Linked DNA regions of Homo sapiens: region 2 is linked to region 1. Evidence: chromatin loops called from intact Hi-C (ENCODE). Cell type or tissue: GM12878. All regions are shown on one strand. Links, peaks and the distances in the headings refer to the core of each region. The heading gives the core; the rest is flanking DNA. Region 1 has its middle 120 kb from the start of LINC00158. Region 2 overlaps LINC01692 (long intergenic non-protein coding RNA 1692).

Region 1 (11,196 bases), core at 1,488-9,487:
TGTTTTAAAGAATTTCAGTGACCTTTAAGAAAATACAGAGAAATAATTTAATAAACTTAGCAATAAAATAAATGACCAAAGTGAGGAACTTTCAAAAGAAATTAAAATTATTTTAAAAATCAAACAGAAATTCTGGAGGTGAAAAATACAATGAGTGAAATGAAAATTACAATAGAGATCATCAATAGCAGAACTGGTCAAGCAGGAGAAATAAACTCTAAACTAGAAGACAGTATATTTAAAATATAGTCAAAAAAAGAAAAAAGGAATGAAGAAAACTTCTTGGATTTATGAAACAGCATCAAAAGCGGAAATATTTGAGAGATAGAAGTTTGTGAAGAAGACAAAGCAGAGATAAATAGAAGAAAGCTTATTTAAAGAAATAATAGCATAAACTTTCCAAATATGGGAAGCATATACATATCCAACTATAGAAAATTCAAAAGTCTTCTATCAGATTAATTCCAAACAGGAATACACAAACATATATTATAATCAAACTGTCAAATATCAAAGACAAGGAGAGGAACCTGAATACAGTAAGAGAAAAAAAGCAAATGACATATAAGGAGTTCCAATAAGGCCAGTGATATATATATATGTGTGTATATATATATATATATATAGCTGAAGGAAGAAAAACGCCAACCAACACCAACTGTAAGGCACCTGGCAAAGCTGTTCTTGAGAAATGCAGTGACACACATTTTCCCAAATGAACAAAAACAAAGAGTTCATCACCACCAGACCTGTCTTATAAGAAATACTAAAGAGATTTCTTCAGGCTGAAAGGAAAGGACACTTAGAAACATGAAAATATATTAAAGTATAAAAATCACTACTAAAAATAAGTACATGGTCAAATTAAGAATATTCAAATACTGTGATGGTAGGGTATAAATTACATGTCTTTATTGTGAAGGTCAAAAGACAAAACTATTTAAAATAAAAATAACTACAATAATTTGTTAAGGAATACACAATGCAAAAAGAGGTAAATTTTGAATCAAAACATTTAATGCAGGGAGATTGAGTAAAAATGTAATATTATTTTATACAATCAACATTCAGATGTTAAGATTATCAGCTTAAAATAGCCTGTTATAACTATGTTTTATGTAAGTTTCATGATAACCACAAATGAAATATTAAAGGCCGTATTTGGCAAACTCACAGCTAACATCATACTCAATGGTGAAAAGCTAAACGTTTTTTCTTTAAGATTGGGAACAAGGCAAGAATGCCCACTTATCATTTCTATTCAACATAGTACTGGAAGTCCTAGCCAGAGCAATTAGACAAGTGACAGAAATAAAGGGCATCCAAATTGGAAAGGGAGAAGTTAAATTGTCCCTGTTCGCAAATGACCATAATCTTATATGTGGAAAGCCCTAAAGATTGCACCAAATAACTGTGAGAACTAAAATATGCATTCAATAAAGTTGCAGGATACAAAATCAACTTACAAAAATCAGTAGTGTTTCTATATATTCACAATGAACTATCCAAAAACAAGAAAACAAACTCATTTACAATAGATAGGAAGAAATAAAAAATAAAATACTCAGGAATAAATTTAAAGAGGTGAAAGACCTCTGAAGGAAAACTATGAAACTATTAAATTATAAACTAATAAACTATAAAACTAAAAACTGTTGATGAAAGAAATTGAAGAAGATGCAAATAAATGGAAAAATATTGCATATTTACAGATTGGAATAATTAATATTGTTAAATGTTCATACTACTCAAAACAATCTACAGATTTAACACAATTCCTATCAAAATTCCAATGACATTTTTCACAGAAGTACAAAAAAACTTCTAAAATTCATATGTAACCAGAAATGACCCAGAATACCCAAAGCAATCTTAAGCAAAAAGAACAAAGTTTAATGCATCACACTGCCTGATTTCAAAATATACTACAAAGCCATATTTATCAAAACAACAGGGTACTGGTATAAAAACAGAAACATCTGTTAATAAAACAGAATGGAGAGCCTGGAAATATGTCCTTACATTTATAGTCAACTGATTTTTGACAAAGTTACCAAGAACACACAATAAGTAAAGAATAGCTTCTCTTCAGTAATTGGTGCTGGGAAAACTGGTTATCTATACGTAGAAGGATGAAATTAGATCCTTATGCAAAAATCAACTCAACATATTTTTAAAAATCTACTCAAAATGGATTAAAGACTTAAAACTGGAAACTATAAAACTACTAGAAGAAACCATAGAGGAAAAGCTCCATGACTTTGGTCTGAGTGCTGATATTTTTTTAATACATCCCCTTTTAAAAGCACAGGCAACAAAAGTGAAAATAGACAAATGGGAAAATATCAAACTAAAAACTTATACAGCTAAGGAAATAAACAACAGAGTGAAGAGACAACCTATGGAATGGGAGAAAATAACTGCAAACTGTGTATCTGATAATTACATCCAATGTATATAAGGAACTCAAACAACTCAATAGCGAGAAAACAATCTGATTTTAAAATGGGCAAAGAACCTGAATAGACATTTTTCAAAAGAGAGCATGCAAATGGCCAACAGATAGATGAAAAAGTGTTCAACATCACTATTCATCAGAGAAATGCAAATCAAAATCACAGTGAAATATCGCGTCAACCTACTTAGAATGGCTATTATCAAAAAGATGAAAGACAAGTGTTGACAAAGATGTGGAGAAACAGAAATCACTGCACACTGTTGGTGAGACTGTAAATAAATAGAGCTATTACAGAAAACAATACAAAGCTCCTCAAAAACTTAAAAATAGAACCACCATATGATTCAGCAACCCCGCTACTGAATGTATATCCAAAAGAAGTGAAGTTAGTATGCCAAAGAGATATCTGCACTCCCATGTTTATTTCAGTGCTGTTCACAATAGCCCAAATACAGAATCAACATAAGGGTCCAATAAATAGATAAAGAATATATGGTATATATACATAATGAAATACTCTTTAGTTGTTTTTAAAAAAAGGAAATCCTGTCATTTGCAATAACATGGATAAACCTAAAGGATATTATGTTAAGTGAAATAAGCCAGGCACAGAAAGACAAATACGGCATGATCTCACTTATGTAGAATCTAAAAAAGTTGAACTCATAGAAGCAGAGGTTAGGGGATCATATTGGCCAAAGGATACAAAATGTCAGTTAGGTAAGAAGAATAAGTTCAAGATCTATTGAACAACACGGTGACTATAGTTAATAATGTATTGTATTCTTGAAAAGCACAAAGAGAGTGGATTTTAAGTGTTCTCAACAAAAAACATATGTGAGGTAATACATATGTTATTAGCTCAATTTAGCCATTCCACAGTGTATACATATTTCAAAACATCATTCTGTACAAAAGTATTTTTATTTGTCCATTTTAAAAATAAATAAAATATGTAAGAGGAAAAAAAAGAAAGAAAGCATGGCGAAGACTGGACTACAGTCAGGAAACCTATAATTTTGTTCAGCTACCTGTTGACTAGCTCAGGTTATAAGCTTTCTGAGTGATCTTTCTATACCTACAGTTTTCACTTGTAAGAAGTCACAGGATTGGCTGAGATTACTGACAAAGCCCCTCACAGGTCTAAAGTTTTGTGATCTAAAGTTGTTTACCAGGAATCTACAAATTGCCTAAAGCCATGGTCTGTATAAACTAAAGCAAAGCCTACATTTTTAAGTTATATTTTTATAACAGTAGTTTATAAATATAAATAAGAGTACAGGCAAAAATACATGGCTATATCCAATATTCTATTCAAGATCCCTGCAGCAATTTGTTTTATAAAAAATTACATCTTCACAAAAATATCTTCAAAGATATTCCACTGAGAGTTCATACTTTTTCTCACCCTTTAAATGTACTAGAATCAGCAAAGACATATGAAAATCGATCAGTATTCTTTTCATCCTCTCCTAGTTTATATATTTTGATTTTTTTTCTTACTTGTTGATGTCCTGTGTGAACATCAGCATTATTACCTTAACTTATCCTTGGACTTCCATGGAATTAATGAACTGTTGCAATAGCCAATCATAATTTGTGTTTATGGTTTAGCATTCTGTCTGGCTTATAATTATTTTTAGTACAGATCTGCTAGTTCAGTAAATGCTTTCATTATTCTTAGAGCTGAAGAAGCTTTTGGTTATGCAGAGCTTGTCTTGTCCCTGCACCTTACTTCTTGGCCACCGCTTGTAGTAAACATCGTTTTTGCTCCATTTTAATAGAGCTGCCTGCAGAAGGTCATTTATTAGGTAATCACTTGTCTGTGAAAAATTCTAATTACTCTATGTTTGTCAAAGGGAGGAAAATAGCATTGGATGTGAATGCTGAATGAGAAGCAAACCAGAATGCAGATAAGGGAATCAGAAGTTTTTTAAATTGGTAGATAAAAAGATGTGTTAAGTGCACCTACATTTTGAGGGTTAAAAAGAAAAGATACACTATCAGCTATAATAAAGATAAAAAAGCATAGAGTTTATGGTGTTATCAATTTGGAGTTAAAGCAAAAGAAAAATCGTTTATGAAGGGTACAGGGATGTTTTTCCTGTGGAATCTTAGTGCCCCCTGCTGATCCTCAAAAAATGTTTTACATTTACATTGGTTTCTGATTTCTTCCCACATGGGTATTTTCCTATTACGATACTTCCTTTTCAGGAAATATTTTTCCTATGTGACTCGCTATCTCAGTAATACTATCACACATTAGTATCTGTAGCTCCTCATAGAAAAAAAAAGTGATTCATCAAAAATGCATATCCATAAACTTTAAAAGAGTGCAAAGAGTTTGAAATTACTACTTGTATTATAACTGAAATGGTTGAACTTTTAATTAAAAAGAAAGAAATCATCACCACAAAGAAAGAAAATAAAAGCGAAAATACATGGTGACATTATCAATGACCCAGACTGGAGTACTGTTTCTGAGTTGGATGCTTGTTGAATCAGTTCCTTGTTTATGACTTGCTTCAGTTTATAACTAGACACAGACACATCAGACATCAAGACACAACACATTGCCAAAGACCACCCATTAGTAATATCAATTTTTTCACATTTTAGTCTCCTCTCATACACTATCTGTGAGAGAAATACTATTATTCTCATCTGAGGAGTGGGAAAAATGAGACTCATAAAACTTATATAATTATCGAAAGGTTGTGAACCATTGATGGCAGATCATCATCTTAGATTATTTTTAGAACACAAGGGAATATAAAAGCATTTTCCATGCCCACTCCTCACTCCACTCCAGATTATTTCAGAGCAAATCACAGACATTTATAAATATTTCAGTATGTGTCTCTAAATATAAGGTCTCTTTTAAAAAGCATTTTCAAAAATCTAGCAAAACCGAGATATTTAGCTATGATTTCAATGTCCACACTCTCTTCATCAATTAACCATTTCTTTTATTTTCTGATGCTTTGATATCTGCTTGCCTTGCTGACCCTACAAGGACGACTCCTTCCTTCCAGGATTAGCCAATTCCTGGAGATGGTAAACAACTCATCTTTCAAAAGTGAGCACAATTTTTAAATGAAAACCAAATCACTCCATGGCCAGGTACCAGACAACTATGGCAAACTCCTATGACCCAGAGCCCCTCTGAAAATATCCAACCTAAACAATCATAGACCTGATTGTTCTGCCTCACCTATTCCTTCCCACAGAAACCATAATAAAGACTTATATCACCTGTGCCCACCCTGGTACCTCCTTGTGTGGTCCTTCATGGCAGAGTGTGCCCCCTGGTCTGGGAATCTGCAGGTATAACAAACTACCTTTTCAATGGCAGTTGTCTACTGATCTGTTAACATTACTATATATGAATAACAATAAATCCTATTAACACAAAGCACTACCCTACAGCAACTACACACAGTCTCCCTCCATCACATATTCATGAGAAGATAAAATTCTTATAAAATAATAAGTATGTCCTAATCTTAGAAATGCTGAATTATGGGGTCAGTGACACACAAAGCATTTTTATAAGTAGGATAACCCTTTCACATTAAATAAAAATCACTGTCAGTTATTTTGCATCAATAAATGGCTTCTTTGACATTCTTGATTGTCAAAAAGTCATTTTTCCAAACCATCAACTTCTACACAATTCCTGAGCCGTGATAACAGCAACCAGCCCACTCCAACAAAGCAGTCAGACTTTAACAATACTAAATGGTGTTTAAGGTAAAAGATAACTTTGAGTCAGTCTGTCTGAGGAGTTGCAGGAAAAAGATAGAAGAGGGTAGACCCTTAACAGTCCAAATTTCTGTGTGGCTAACTTGAATCAACAAGACTTTGATATCTAACATCAAAATTTCCATTCATAAGGAAGAAGAAGGCACCAAACAAGCTTCTCAACTATATTGTTTAATTTAATTCTCAACATCATACTATAAGGTAGAGTTAAACTATCCTCACTTCATAGATGTGAAATACAAGACTCAGGAATACTAAGATGCTTGCCTGTTAAATTTCAAAACCTTATTCTCACTTTATGCATCATGTTCTTCCCACCAAGTCCCAGCATATTCACAAATGTCTCAAACTCTTTAGCCAAAGCTGTTGTATAGTATAAGGTAATTCTGGCATTTCAAATAAGTATTTGGTATTATCTATAATCTGTTTTTTTTATTATAAACAATTAAAGTTGGGTGAAGTTTCAGGTGGTTTCCAGCATAAAACTCAAATTTAGTTTTCAACTAATCTCAAGCTTAACGCCAGTGGGCCACAGCCAGCCTCGGGTATCACCGATGTAGTGTTTTTCCCGTATCCCTACATAACACTAAGGCAGTGTCTACACTTGTTAGATTGTATGACCCTTCTCAGGTAGTCTATTTCAGTACCAAGATCCAGTTCAGCACGAAGACGCCTTCAGCCCAGAATGGCCTAGCCAGATTCAAGGGGTGAGGTGAGGAAGGGGGGATACACAGTGAAATTTGAATTGCAGATAAACAGCAAATAATGCTTAGGACAAGTAAGTCCCATGAAATATTTAGGACATACTTTCTACAGGAAAAAAAGTATTCCCTATTTATCCATAATACAAATATAACCAGGGGTCCTGTATTTTACCTGGCAACCCTAGTCCAAAGTCTTCTAGAAAACCTGAATTCGTTCTGTGGTTTCATCCAGAGGTGGCTCTGTGCTGAGAAGAAAGCTAAATCCAGAACCCAGTTCCCACACATTTCTTGAAATATAAAAATGCTATGAGGCTCCTCTAGGCCACATCTGTAGGTAATTTCACTCCCATGACCCATCCTAATTTGAAAAGGAAATCACAGAGATAATCTAGAACCAGATAAGCTTCCAGGGTAGAAGAAGCAAGATGGCATGGTTATTTACTTCACTAACTCATTCTTTATCCAAGTAAGACATACAGAATCTCAGACCTGGCATTTGATGTCTTTTTTTTTTTTTTTTTTTTTTTTTTTTGAGATGGAGTTTCATTCTTTTCTCCCAGGGTGGAGTGCAATGGCACGATCTCGGCTCACTGCAACCTTTGCCTCCTGGGTTCAAGCAATTCTCCTGCCTCAGCCTCCCGAGTAGCTGGGATTACAGGCGCCCGCCGCCATGCCTGGCTAATTTTTGTATTTTTAGTAGAGACAAGGTTTCATCACGTTGGCCAGGCTGGTCTCGAACTCCTGACCTTAGGTGATCCACCTGCCTCAGCCTCCCAAAGTGCTGGGATTACAGGCATGAGCCACCGCCCCCGGCCTGATGTTTTCGTAATAGATGGATGTGGGGACATAAGAAAGACAGAAGAGAAAGATAATTGTTATTAAATAAACCTAGAAACAAGTTGCATATAATGCCATCTTTAATATATCAGAATAGGTTTTATTATATGTATTGCTTTGATTTTAATTCGCATTTTCTAATAATAAACAGTTCAGAGCATGATTATTTTGGAGAAAGTGCTGTTCCTATTTCAGACTGTTTGGAAGAGACTTATATTTAATTCACTATAATATTTCTAAATTCTTCTTGTGGTGGTTTTAGCCCCATGGTATGTTATGATTTCCTGGACCCACAAGATGGGGAGGCATTTCTTTTGTCAATGTTGTTTCCTGTGAGAATAATTCATTTTTAAAGAAAAATATAATTTATTTATCAAAATTCAGACTGCTATTGCTGCACATTACCTGCAAATATTTTATGAGGTTTGGGTTTTTTTTTTTAACTTTGAAAACTCATAACTTGTTTCAGTAAGGGTGAAAGCTTTGACTGAAAGATGAAAATAACAATGACAGTCTCACACAAAGTGTCAAAAAGGGTTTCAACTTGAGGGAATATTGGTGGTTTGGTGACATCCATCTTAGTATATATTTCTAGAACAGTGAATATCATATTGTTCCACTTGCCAAAATGTCATGAATTTAAAGCTGGTCTCAGAAAATACCATCAATGCTGACTGTGAAATTTCCTGTGACTTAAGTGGAAGAACAATATTACATGCTCTCTTTTGTGCAAGAACTGTTATTATTAAAGCAATTTAAATCAAAGTCAGTTTTTCTGGGTCAGCCATATAGTTGGAATGCCTGATTACAAACTCCAAACTTGTTGAGGCAATGAAGACACTTAAAGAGAGTTCAAGAAAAACAGCTTCTTATAAATGACTTTTTAAAATCTGATTTAGCACCCCCATCCAAGATAATCATAGTTCAAGATATTTCCATATATAAGATGAGCATTAGAACAAGATAGTGATGGCAGTATTAGCAATGCATTCACTGTGAAAATAAACTGGTAGTGAAGTGATCACAGCAGAAAGTAATGAACATGAATAAGAATACCATTTGGAAGGGGTAACATACTGGGACTCAAGCAACTTAGCATTGTTTGGACAAGATAACCTTGATAGCTACTTCCTGCCTTTCGGTTCCATGATTCTCTGATTATCAGAAAACTCTCATCATACATTTCAGGATGCATGAGGAAATGACAGAAAAATTATTTACATTTTTGAGGAAATGCTTTTTATAGCTGATATCTTTTTAAATTATTTGCTTGCATTTTCTTTCTTCTTTTTTTTTTTTTGAGGGGCTTAATATAACAAAGATTTATTTCTTCCTCATGTAGATATTCGTTACACGTTGTTTGGGACTCCATGCCATATAATCACACCTGGGACACGTTCGGTCAATTGAGGATTCTTCTCCATGTCATTTTCACTGTGGGAGCCAACCTGACAAAGCAGCTTGAATGTGGAAAAACTCAAACTGTGTTTCTCCCACTATTATTTGTATTTTCTTTATACGTATTTTCACCCAATATTTTGTTTCTTAGAGTATTTAAGTGCCCAGTTCTTATTAATGTGAATAATTTTACAAAAACATAAGTCAAATAAGGCTGTGCTATTATAATGATTTGATGTCTGACATTATTATCCAAGTGTTTATGATCTCATTTCCCTGGATATAGATGTCATTGTTGGGAAATTAATCAACAAAGACACCCTTACTCTTCTTCCTCTTCGTGTGTGTACACAGAAGTCTCAGAACTCTATGAAACATCTAGTTTCTCTCTGCCTTATAAGCAAATAAAACAAAACTTAAACTTTATATTGATAGTTGTTTACATGGTTTAGAATAGCAGTTTTTAAGCTGTGTTCTATGGCGCCCTGGGGTTCCCTGAGATCCCTTCAGAGGGTCCATGAAGTTAAAACTGTTTTCACAATAATACTAACATATCATTTGCCTTTTTTACTGTGTGGACATTTGCACTAATGATGCAAAAGCAATGGCGGAGGGGGTGGGTAAAACTGCTGTTGTCTTACCGTGAATCCAGGAAGTAGCAGTAAGTGTAATAACATTCATTGTATATGTCATTGAAAATATATTAGTTAAGTTCATAGAAATTTTAAAAGCCAGTTTTACTTAATAACGTTGTTGATGATGTAGTAGAAAATACTGTCTCAACCTTGAGTTGAGGTCCTTTGAGAAATTTTGTGTAATAACTGAGAAGTACACAGAAAGCATTCCTACTCATACTAAAGTGTGATGGTGTCACCAAGAAAAGCAGGTGGCAGTTGTTTAGGGTGCAAACTAAACCAGCTGCCTTTTGAATCGAATACCATGTTTGCTTAAAAGAACAATGACAACCTACATTTACTAATAACTGGAGATTTGGTGACATTTTCTTGAACATGAACAAGGTGAGACTGTCATTTCATGGAAAACAACTTACAGTATTTGTTACCAATGATGAAATTCCACTTTTAAGCAAAAATTAGAATTGTGGAAAACTTATATCCATATGGCAATGAGCTTGGCTATCTCACAATACTTACTTTTGTGATGAGATTTATTATACATGAATAAATATGATTTTTATATTGTATAATAAGATACAGCAAAATTCGGAAGCTCTGCATAACTCAGGAACCAATATTTTCCAATAATCAATGCATAATCTTACAAAATCATGTAGGGGTATAAGACACATTCAAAGGGCAATAGAAACCAATACATTTTAAGCCAGGAGTATACAAAGTTTATTGACTTGATTTCAGATTCTGCTACAACTAACCTTTAAAACACTAAAGACATTATGTTTTGATGGTGTATCAAGAAAACATCAACAATTATCTGAGAAGACTAATAAAATAATTCTCCCTTTTCTAAAACTCATCTGTGTAAGACTAGATTTTTCATATACTTCAACCAAAAGGTATTACAAGTGACTGACTGCAGAAACAGATGTGACTATAATTATTCTACTGCCTTCTAATTAGCCAAACATTAAAGAGATTGACAAAAATGTGAAACTAAGACATCCTTTTTGCAAAAATTATATTAATTTTGAATAATGATTTTAAATAAAAATATTTCATTTTTATTAACATGTGATGGATTTATTATTTAAAATTATTAATAAATATTTTAATTCATCAGTTTTAACTTCTCATTTGTTAAGTACTTACAGATATAACCCATATCACAGCAAGAAAGCTTGTTTCAGAACACAATAATTTTTTTTTGTTTTTGAGACGGAGTCTTGCTCTGTCACCCAGGCTGGAGTGCAGTGGCTCAATCTCGGCTCACTGCAACCTCTGCCTCCTGGGTTCAAGCGGTTCTCCTGCCTCAGCCTCCCAGGTAGCTGGGACTACAGGCGTGCACAACCAAGGCCAGCTAATTTTTATATATATACATTTTTAATAGAGATGGGGT
Region 2 (11,196 bases), core at 1,553-9,552, 270 kb before region 1:
ATTCTAACTGGTGTGAGATGGTATCTCATTGTGGTTTTGATTTGCATTTCTCTGATGGCCAGTGATGATGAGCATTTTTTCATGTGTCTTTTGGCTGCATACATGTCTTCTTTTGAGAAGTGTCTGTTCGTATCCTTTGCCCACTTTTTGATGGGGTTGTTTGTTTTTTTCTTGTAAATTTGTTTGAGTTCATTGTAGATTCTGGATATTAGCCCTTTGTCAGATGAGTAGGTTGTGAAAATTTTCTCCCATTTTGTAGGTTGCCTGTTCACTCTGATGGTAGTTTCTTTTGCTGTACAGAAGCTCTTTAGTTTAATTAGATCCTATTTGTCAATTTTGTCTTTTGTTGCCATTGCTTTTGGTGTTTTAGACATGAAGTCCTTGCCCATGCCTATGTCCTGAATGGTATTACCTAGGTTTTCTTCTAGGGTTTTTATGGTTTTAGGTCTAACGTTTAAGTCTTTAATCCCTCTTGTATTAATTTTTGTATAAGGTGTAAGGAAGGGATCCACTTTCAGCTTTCTACATATGGCTAGCCAGTTTTCCCAGCACCATTTATTAAATAGGGAATCCTTTCCCCATTGCTTGTTTTTCTCAGGTTTGTCAAAGATCAGATAGTTGTAGATATGCGGCGTTATCTTACATCAACATTGTAAATTTTTATCTTGGACCTAAGGTCTACCAAGATGTTTATGCATCCTGGAAAATGGAGAAAAATACAGAATTATAAGTTTTCACAAAACAAAAATATTAAACATAAAAAGTTGTGCTTTATCCTGAGATTATATTTATCAAATGCTAATTTTTAGATGGTATTTACCAATATGGCAGCTAATGTCTATGCCAATCGGCCAATTAGTACAAGTACTATATCAGTTGTTTAATATTTTTAATACAACCCAGGGAATTAATTATGGTTTTATATATTAAGATTCTCCTTTTATATGAAATGGTGGCAATAAAGTTTAGTTATTTTATATTCACTTTTCTTTAAGATAGATGTAGCTGAAAAACAACATCGACAACCCTATGTCAGTCTTCTCTCTTTAAAGTATAAAAGTAATTTTATAACCCAGTGATGTCCAAAAGCCTGGGAAAGAGACAAAACTGCTCATTTTAACTCCATGAGATTCCTTGTGTTTAAAAGTAATTTTTTTTTATTTCTCAGCTTCCAAAATTTTATTTGACAGCCTCCATGTTTGCATATAGTATCCTAAAAACAGAAAAATTTCTAGCTTAACTCCCTTGCAAAGTCTTAAATGGCTATAATTTGAAATAGGAATTATGCCATCAAATATGAAGAAAAGAAGTACGGCAACTAAAAATAAACTCTGTCTGAAACTTTACACTTTATGGATCCTACTTTATATGTAATATCAAAAAATCATAATAGTGAGATACGTGAAGTGTATGTTAATTTATGCCTTCTGGTATACATAAGCATAATATTTTTCAGTATGGGGAATATAAATTTTAAAATTATAAAATCTTAAAATGAGGTAAGACCTTTACATCATCTAGCCTAATCCCATGAAGTTCAACCACGATGCCTGTATTTATTTCCCTGACCATATTATTTCTGCTAAACCATACGTAATACTAAAATGTTCACCACCTCACATAGCTTCCTATTGCTGCTATGGAGAGCCTTCACTGTTCTAAAAATCTATCTAAAATTGAATTTGAGTTTTTATCTATTAATGACATTTTGATCTCCAGTTTATCTTTATAGCCATACAGACTGCATAGTTATTTTTCTCAAACATAATAACATTTTAAAGCCTTAAAATATTAATAGGTCTCTCATAAAGGTTAAGGTCTTTTAGAAAACCTAACACCAAAAATTTCAAGCCCCCACCCAGCACAAAGTTAGTTAGTTAGTTACTGAGGTTTTGTATCATAAACCCCAAACTATAGAAGGTGCTCTCTTGAAGTTGTTTAAATTGTCCATTTTGCCTGCAAAACTCAAAACCATAGACTTTCTTGTTCTTAGGCTGTATACTTTTGGGAAGTGATACTGGAACATTTGCCTTGCCTTATACATCACATTCTTGTTCTCTTGTTTCTTTTAACTGATGACAAACCCAGCTGCCTTTAACACATACAACCTCTGCTAACTGCCAGAAAGCAGAGGGTCTCACTCTCAGGATACTTTAAACACATTAGCGTTTGCCTTCAGTATAGATCTCTATTTTCTTCAGCTATCCCTAATGGGTTATCACTCAATTTTGGATACCATAATACCTGAGACAAAAGACATTGTGTTACCTCAGCTAAAGAATTTCTATCAAAAAGGTCTATTTTTAACAGAAGGTCTGCTTTTTTTCTAACCTTATTATTCCTTTATCGCCCTCTTACATAGATGGTATTATTAGGCAAAATTATCCATAGGTCATGGAAAAAAAGAAGGCCTGCTCTTCTTTTGCTTCATTTGTGGAAATGGCTCTTCATTTCTAAACCCAAGATTCTCAGGCTTTATGTTATAGTTACATTTATGTGGCAACTTGGTTATGCTGTGGTGTCCATTTGCTGGTCAACCATTTCGACTATTTAAAGGTAGCAAAAATGGAGGCAGCAACACTCACGGATTGGCAAAGCAAGGAAGCCATTCCTTCCCTAAGACTGAAAGGGCAAGAAAGGAATGCATGGCAGCAGCTCCAGGTGCTAGAGAACATATCAGGGCTTTCCAAAATCCTGTGCAGAAGAGGGGGTGAGCAAGAGAAGAGATACCCTGCCCTCTCTCCCCTTCTATCATCCACTTTCTGCAAGTACTTCCCCCTAGCTAAGTCTAACTGGAAGCCAGAAAGACAGCATCTACATGAACCATTCTCCTGAGGCACAGAGCAGGAAGTGAGGAGCAGGGAATGGAAAAGAATCAGCATGTGACCCTCACTGTAAATTACACCAAAAACATTTGGATGCATCTGTCAAGGTTTATGAAGAATGTCTGTACCTTTAAAGGCTGAATATTGTGTTTCACTCAACATGTCACCTCTCTGGGTCCTCTTCTTCTATGGTTAAAAAAAAAATACTGTAATAGGATTTCTAATTCTCCCTTCTTGCTACACTTAAACTCTGAGAGAAGAAGAAAAAGTAATGAATAAGAAATAAATATTATGCCCCTCACTCCCCACTCTTTGGAAAGTTTAAGTGGATGCCATCAATTTTAATTTTAAATATCCTTCCTCCATTGGACAGATTAATGGAGGAAATAGAGTAGAAACATAATGAGGTGAAGCCCAGATATCTGTGCGAATGTACCCAAATATTAACACTCAGTGAGCTACTATTTGGTATTTTTAATTAAAAAAATAAGTTAATGAAAAGTGAGCGTATACTATATAGAATTGCTGATTAGCTGAATGAGCAGAGCATCCTGGCCTTTCTGTCAAAAGGCACTTATTACTTGGTGTCCCTATTTTAGCCTAGAATGTTCTAAAGAGTGACAGTAAATCATATGTTATGCTGTGATTGCTAGCTCACTATTTTTTACAGGCATATTATTTGGGGTGATAAAAACTAATAGAACAAAGAGAAGCTGATTTCCCACTTACCTAGCAGTTACTAAGCAAAGGATGAATTCCTTTATGTGGAGATTCATCAACCCAGATTCTTTCCATTTTGTGGCTCTGTACCCTTTAGGGTCTATCTGTCATTTGCATCTAGTGAGTACAAAGAAATACAGATCTTTTGGGGTAGGAAGCATACTTTCTTCCTACAAGAGTCGATACAGAAACGGCATGCATTGCTTTCATGCACATTCCATTCTCTGCAATTTAGTCATATGTCCAAACCCAAATGCAAAGAAGACCAAGAAAGTAGGCTGGCTGTGTGCCCCAAAAGAGAAAATTGACTTTTGCTAAATAGCTCTATCACATACATAGGGATTATGAAAATAAACATGTATACATTTAATGATGTCTAAATAACTCCTGATGCTTAAAGTTAATATTATGACAACGTAAAATATTACAGGATAAGTAAGCCTTTCATTTCTATGTATCTTAATGTAAAATATTCATGTTTAATTAGTGTAGACTGAGCACAAATAATGTGTCTTTGCTTTAAATTTTAGGGAAACAAGAGGGGCAAAATATTCTACCATATGTTATTTTCCCATTTAAATTTCTCAAAGGAAAGGTAGGCTATGGTATAATGGTTACAATTATAATAAGAAATAGAAGAGAATATTAAAAAACAATACTTTAATTTCTGCCTGTCTAAATAAAATAGCTGTCTGCTAGTGCTTCTGAAAATCTATATAAAAATTTCCCTATTAATGATGAGACATCTTCAATAGTTTAATTGGAAATAATTAAATTTCCCTAAGAAAAAGGACAGATTGAAATAGCCAAGTGCTGTAACGATCAAATTGGTAACCAATTAATTATTTTTTACATGTGCCCTGCTTCTTGTTTAAGTACCATCAGTAAGTTAACACAAAATTCAGTTAAGTTTTGTTTTTTTCACTCAATCAATTTCTACACAGCTTTTCTAGGTTGGGTATTGTGCTATTTGGTGTTGATAGAGTTATTAACAAGATAATCAAAGACTTACATTCTAGCAGCATTAATGAACTTTTACTATGTGCTCATTCATTGCAAAAAATGATCATACAGAATAAGTATTATTATCTCCATTTTACAATAAGGACATTTAGACTCAGGGAGAGGTTAAGTAATGTGTCTAATGCCTTGTGGTTTGTGAGAGTGGAGTTGAACCAAACCCCAAGTATCTCATCTTATCCCTCTGCTGCATGTAACTAGAACTGAATTCCATATGAAACAAGCTCTTCCTGAAAATTTAAGTCAGTGAGACTTTCTCACTGCTTAGTTTACTTTCTCTAATTTTTAATTGATATTTCCTCTTACAATATTCAAAAATTGGGTTTCATTATATATGTAGTCTCACTTCCAGTTTCTAATAATACTGTGTTTTTCTAACATGGAAGATTTTTTTTTCTAAAGCAATTGCTGACTTTTTGATAATGAGTCAACAGTGCCATCTTCTGTCTCTGTTCTCATCAGCCACTGGAAATAAAGCCTTAAAAGACTGGGTTAATGTAGATCAGGAACAGGAAGCAAGGAATCTGGAGAGTTTACAATCTTGGCAAAATGTACTACATCTTTGAACACTTGCAAAGAGACTAATTGTTTGAAAGGCTCGCAGGGCAGAGACGTGTTAAAAACAGTGCAGTGTGATTAGTTTCCTGAAACCTTTGAGTAGCCCTTCCAACAATGGAACCGAAGAAGGAGGAAGCAGGAGGGAGGAGACAATGACAGAAACAGGTGGCAAGAGGTTGTAATGATTTGGGACGCCGTAATTGATGGAATAAAATAAGCAACTCTCCTGTTTGTTCTACCAATTGTTTACACATTTCCTCCTGTCTTCACCTTTAGAGAAACATGACTGATCTTGGTAAGCACTTTTATCAAGCAAAAAAAAAATAAAAAGGAAAAGATACAAATGAAACAAAATATTAAGCCCTGAATTTTTTCCTTCTCTGCATGTGAAGCATAGTTATCAAAACTGAGGCATGTGAGAAAACTTAGATAAACATGAAAATCTTGCAGGATTGAACATGTAGCTGAGAAAACACTATTTTTTTTTTTTTTTGCAAATCTATCCTATTTTGGAAATGTATTTTTAGTCTCATCATACTTTCCAGCCATCTTGCAAAGTAAAAAAGATGAAAATTAAAAACTCAAAGGGTTTACCAGTACTTAGGTGAGTTCATTTGAGTATCTCCATTTCACAATGCTTATCTTTCATATACCTACGCTGGGTTTAAGCTTTCTGAATAGTAGCCACTTCGAGAAATATTTATGACGTTAATCATATTGCCCAGAATACAATTGTTCTTCTGAGGAATTTGAAGAAATGGTAGGAATCCCAAACAGATTTTCGAAGTTCTCTTAGACAAGGAACTCCAAACAGCAGCAAGGCAAAAGTATGAATGAAAGGTAGTTTTAATGCCTGTCTTTATAAGTGTGGCTTTTGTGAGGCTGCTGTTTTCCATAATTATTTTGCATACTTGAAGACGAAGCATGAACGGCAGCTACGAGTGGGCACAATACAATGTGTAACTGGAAAATTTTCTGTGTACCACCAAGGGAAAACTGCCACTTTACTTTTGCTGAATTATTGGCAATCTACTTCTTTGTGCCCATCTGCTTTTTTCAGCCTTTCATTAAAATAGTATTAGATGAGTTTTCTTACTATAAATTAGTGGTCAGTGCTGGACAAAGGGGATTGGAATTGGAGTTTTCTGAAATTTAACCAAACACCTTAACAAGATGTCTCCAAAAAAGCCAAGTATCTAAGGTTTGATGGGTTACCAGGCTTGCAAAGGATCTTCCATCTGTTTCTGAGGGCTTCACATGACAGTCCCTGACTTATGTTCCCTAACAGCCCACTCTATTTCACACTAGCCAGAGGTATTATACTTTAATTGTATCATATTAAACACACTCTAGAAAACCCAGAATTCCATGTTAATTCGTCAGTCAACACAAGAAACTTAGCTTCCTAAATTGGCATATCTATATTTAAAGATCATCAATGTCAACATTTTACTATTTCTCTAAGCAGGGCAGTTATCATGTAATTTCATAAGCATGAAGTAATAAAATTGATCTGAAAATGCATATACATATTTATTCTCCCTTTTACAAAACTAGAATGCTTTCTACAATTGTTTTTTAATAAAGTCATTTTCAAAATATACACAATGCAAATCATTATGGGGATCTTCCTTCTCTATTGCCTCCCTCTGGTTGTGGATAAAAACTGGTTTCCTGGGCAAGAGCAAAGGCAGAGACCAGGCTGAATCAAAGGAGCTGCAATTGCTATGAATTCTCCAAATCTCCTTACACAGATGCTCAGAAGGATGAGATTCTGCCATTTTGTACCCGAACATTCCTCCCAGCCTGTGATGCTGAAAGATTAAAGACTCCACGAGTACACACAACATGACTGATTGATTACACTGACTTCAGTGCAACTCACTGGGAGAAGCACGAGGCTTGAGCTTTAACCAGAAGCTCTCTCAAGCACATGGCAATCTTTCTATATCCAAGGGAGGCTTTCTTTTTAATTTCATAAACTCACTTTTATTTATGGCACAGACCCCTTCTAGACCCCTCCTCAGGACTTTTTACAAAGGGTGCCCATTAGACCACTTATATCATCTCCTCTAGTTGCTGTTTATTCTATTTGCATTTGTTTTTCTCATTTAACTGTAATCACCTTATGGTAAGGGTGTTGGTGGTGGTACAAGGAGTGGCATTGACACAACTCCAGCCTTAGGTGACACCTGACTTTTACTAACTTAATTTCCCTTGTGGTCTTACTTAATTCATCTTACTCCAGTGGTCAAAAGAATGATAAAATTTCCATAATTCTGCTTGTGTCCAATCTCTCTCTCTTTCTCTTCCTCTATCTCTCCCCCTCTCTCTCCCTCTCTTTCTCTTTCTTTTTTCTCTCCCCTGGGTCCATTTATTTCTCTTTTTAAAATCAGTAATTACCAAAGTACCTCTGAAATTTACTAATTAACTTCATTTCTGATAACTAAGCTTGATAACTTTTCTTCTTTCTATAAAATAAACTTATCCTCTGATACATACAACCCAATTAAATGTTGACTTTCTCAGTTGTAGAGCTATCGATTTCCTAAGATTAAAGTAGTCTTCCTCATTGAAATTTTAGAAAAGTCCAAGGCAATAATATGAGGACAAAGAGGGAGTTGCCATTGTCTGATTAAAGTCAACGGAATAGATAAATGTGTCAAAAAGAACAAGTGGCATAACGGATCATAAGTATAGCAAATCCACAACTTATTATGAATTGTCTGATGTACATAGTTTTGAACTTTTCTTTTAAATCTTTTTTAAATTAAGTCATTTAACTATGTATTTGAAGACAATGTTTCTCCACCTTTAAACTGCCTCAAAATCTTTCTAAGGACACCCACTAGGGACTTCTCTTAATGCATATACTGAGTTTTTTAAAGATGATATCTCTACCAGCAAGCAGACTGATGGCTTGCGTGTGTTAAATACTCTATTAGGTTATGGTGCATACATGCTGCATACATGTAATCCTAACAAAAAGCCTGTGAGGTATTAAAAGGTTTCTTTATGTACAAAGAAAAGATACTCCTGAGTATTATGATCCAGGCAGCGAGGCCAAGCTCTTTTCCAGTGTCTTCCAAAGAGGATGTAGCATGGTTGAAATTCAAGATCAGGTGTGTTCGCCCTGACTACCGTGTTCCCTCACATGAATAAAAATGATCTGTAGGGAGATACTAATTCTCCTTTTCAATAACCTTTTTCTTTAAACCATTTTTCTTTTTCAATAAACATAACTAACATAAGAGTGCTCGTAATCTTTCCTCAGAAATCGAGTTTATATTTTCCATTTATCCCTGCATTAACTAAGGTTTTAAAGGTAATGAATTCAGAATTTATTTGAATAACATAGTTTCAATAGAAGCACTAACAGCAGAAGCCCAGGGGCTTACAGACAACATAACCAGGTTGAACATTTCTCCTATCTTTTCTTCCGATTTATCACAAAATATTTACATATAATTAGTTTGTTGTATGTACATTTAATTATTGTGTCATGTGTTTTTACAGGTAATTTATTTATCTATGCATTAGTTTGCTCGGGCTTCCATGACAAAATATTGCAGACTGGGTGGCTTAACCAACAGGAATTTATAATTCTAGAGGCTGGAAGTCTGAGATGAAGGTGTTGGAAGGGCTGGTTTCTGCTGAGTCCCTCTCCTTGGTTTGCGGATGACTGTGCCGTTGCTGCCTCTTCTCATGGTTTTTCCTCTGTGCACACACACTTCTGATGTCTCTGTGTGTGTCCAAATCTCTTCTTGGGAGAACACCAGTCAGTTTGGTTTAGGGCCCTCCCTAGTAATCTCATTTTAACATAATTATCTCTTTAAAGGCCCTGCCTCTAAATACTGGCACATTCTCAGGTACTGGGGGATTATGGCTTCAACATATGAATTTTCAGGGGACACAATTTAGCCCATCACAGTCTGTATAATTGAAAAGCTATAGCACAGAATATTGAATTGCTATTTGTGTAAAGAAAAAAGGTCCCACTGTAGACATGGAAACAGTTCAAACAAAGGGGGACAGGAGTAGATAGGAGTGGATTAAAAGAAGATATGTTATTTTCTCATGGCAGAGAATATGTTGACTGCCTTAGAAACATAAACAAAATATGAGAAATATTTTATTCTAATACAACAATGAGCAAAACTGTACTTAAGCCAGACGGCTGGAATTAGGGATTCAGGAAATAAGCATTGCAATTATATGTCAATCAAGTGATAAACTTAAAACCCTGCAGTGTCAGTTAAGAAGAAAGATTATTAGATTTATCAAAACACCACAGTGGAATACAGGAAATATAGCCCAAATGACAAAGAGAATATTTGCAGGAACTAAGAATAATCATTTTAAAGGAAAATAGGTTGAAATTAAGTCAAGAATGTTGAACAATGATCATAATAAAAACAACTCTGAAAGCCTGTTAGAAACCTATTGCCTCTGGCTCCTTAGAATATTTAAGAATTTGATGTCCAGAAACAGTCATGGCCCTTTCAGGAATATAATGTCGGTTTATAATGAAATTTTCAAAAATTCATAAAAGATTCACAAGTCTAAAAAGAACAATGCAGATCCTCAGAGATTCTTACATTTAAATAAATGTAGAACATTTATGTATACTGCAGGACAGAACTTGACATATTATAAAGAATTTTCAAAGAGCAAATAATTAGTTTTGTCTTGAAAAATGTAAGATTTTAAAATGGTATGGTATCTTTAAAAATCTGATAGTTCACCTATAAAAAAATGTTGCTAGAAAAGATTGGTATCAGGGTGGGCACAACTTATAGGCAGGAGAATATTTTCTTATTTCTGGAAAAGAATCAGCATAGAAGGTGCTTTACATATTTCTTTAAATTCAAGATAAATGATACCAAATGTGGAACAGATGCTATTTTGGAGACAGGAATACATATGATATTAACAAAGAGAAATTAAACAGCAAAAGCAATTCATAAATAGTGACACATAAAGATGGGTACTACATTGCAAAATTCAAAGGAGTATGACGTGGAGAAATGAGAACTATAAATTGTCAGCCTCACAGGATTTGAATAGTCTTTTACATATATCAGAAAGAGAATTCAAGTTTTTATGTCATAAAATTCAGGGAACAGTTAGTTTGTTAACTCAGTGGCTTGATTGGGTATAGATACAGTCTTGGAAAATAACTCTCATGACAGTGCAGATTGAGGAGATGCTGGCAGCCAGAAACTATGTTATAGCACAGTGAAGAGTTTATGAGCATCTAAATAGAAAATTGGGCAGAGCCAATGGAGTGGAAGAGATGGATATATCTGACCCGCTAGAGTAGTGAGTGTCATGGTTATGAATGACACTCCAAGATGTGGAACATGGAAGAATTGCAGACAATTTTGTGATTTCTAACTGAGATGCTAAGCAGATGTTGATGCTATTAATCTAGGAAAGCAGGAAATAAATACAAAGTAAAGGGCAAGTCAGATTGCAAGACTGAAGAGAGGAGAAGCAGGAAAAAATATAATATGAAAATACAATATGAGTAAGGATTTGCACATAGTGAGCCTAAAGTTCTAGTTCAAATTGAGATAGAAAAGTCTAGGAGCTAATGAGAAAATGAGTATACTCATTATTACCATTTCCTTTCACACTTCTGATAGGATTATGCTTATCATATACTGTACATTATTTTTCTGATCCTGTTGGCCTTGCTCGTTGATAATCCTCTCATCTATATACCTCATCTCTCGCTTCTCATCTTCAGATAGCAAAAAATAAGTACAAAATACATACACACTTTTAGGTGAGGAAGTGTTTGTCAAATTAAATTAAAGAATTCGGCTTTCACTTTCTCATTGAAAAATACACTTCTATAAATGGAATGGCTTTAAGTATTTATTCATAGCTATGCATTCATCCTGCAATGCTTCAACTAGAAAAAAGGAAGAAGAAAATGAAAAGGGCCTAGGATATTAGTATCCTGTTGAAATAAAAGTAAAACTTCAATTTCTTTCCTGTCTAATGGAACACTTTTTGTCTCCAGTGAATGGCAGACCAGGCAGCCTTGTCATTGTAGAAGTAAAAG

Evidence for each region. Hi-C counts contacts between places; a loop is a spot of excess contacts. Peaks named below come from ENCODE experiments on the same cell type or tissue, not always from the same donor. Only the 100,000 strongest peaks of a DNase experiment are listed, where the experiment ranks them.
Region 2: a loop joins it to region 1, with 3 times the contacts of the local background. A loop is called at or near these places in 3 of 110 quality-filtered maps.

Annotation. Positions count from the first base shown.
Region 1 is chr21:25,309,494-25,320,689 of GRCh38, forward strand. No RefSeq gene overlaps it. Among named protein-coding and RNA genes, the nearest start is that of LINC00158, 120 kb to the right of the region's middle. In GM12878, for the core only: a CTCF peak has its summit at 4,577 (motif pointing left); no DNase peak of the experiment used is centred there.
Region 2 is chr21:25,034,942-25,046,137 of GRCh38, forward strand. All of the region lies in intron 3 of LINC01692 (long intergenic non-protein coding RNA 1692), which reads left to right. Among named protein-coding and RNA genes, the nearest start is that of LINC01692, 200 kb to the left of the region's middle. In GM12878, for the core only: a CTCF peak has its summit at 5,008 (motif pointing left); a DNase peak (open chromatin) is centred at 5,020; H3K4me3 peaks cover 482 bases; H3K27ac peaks cover 227 bases.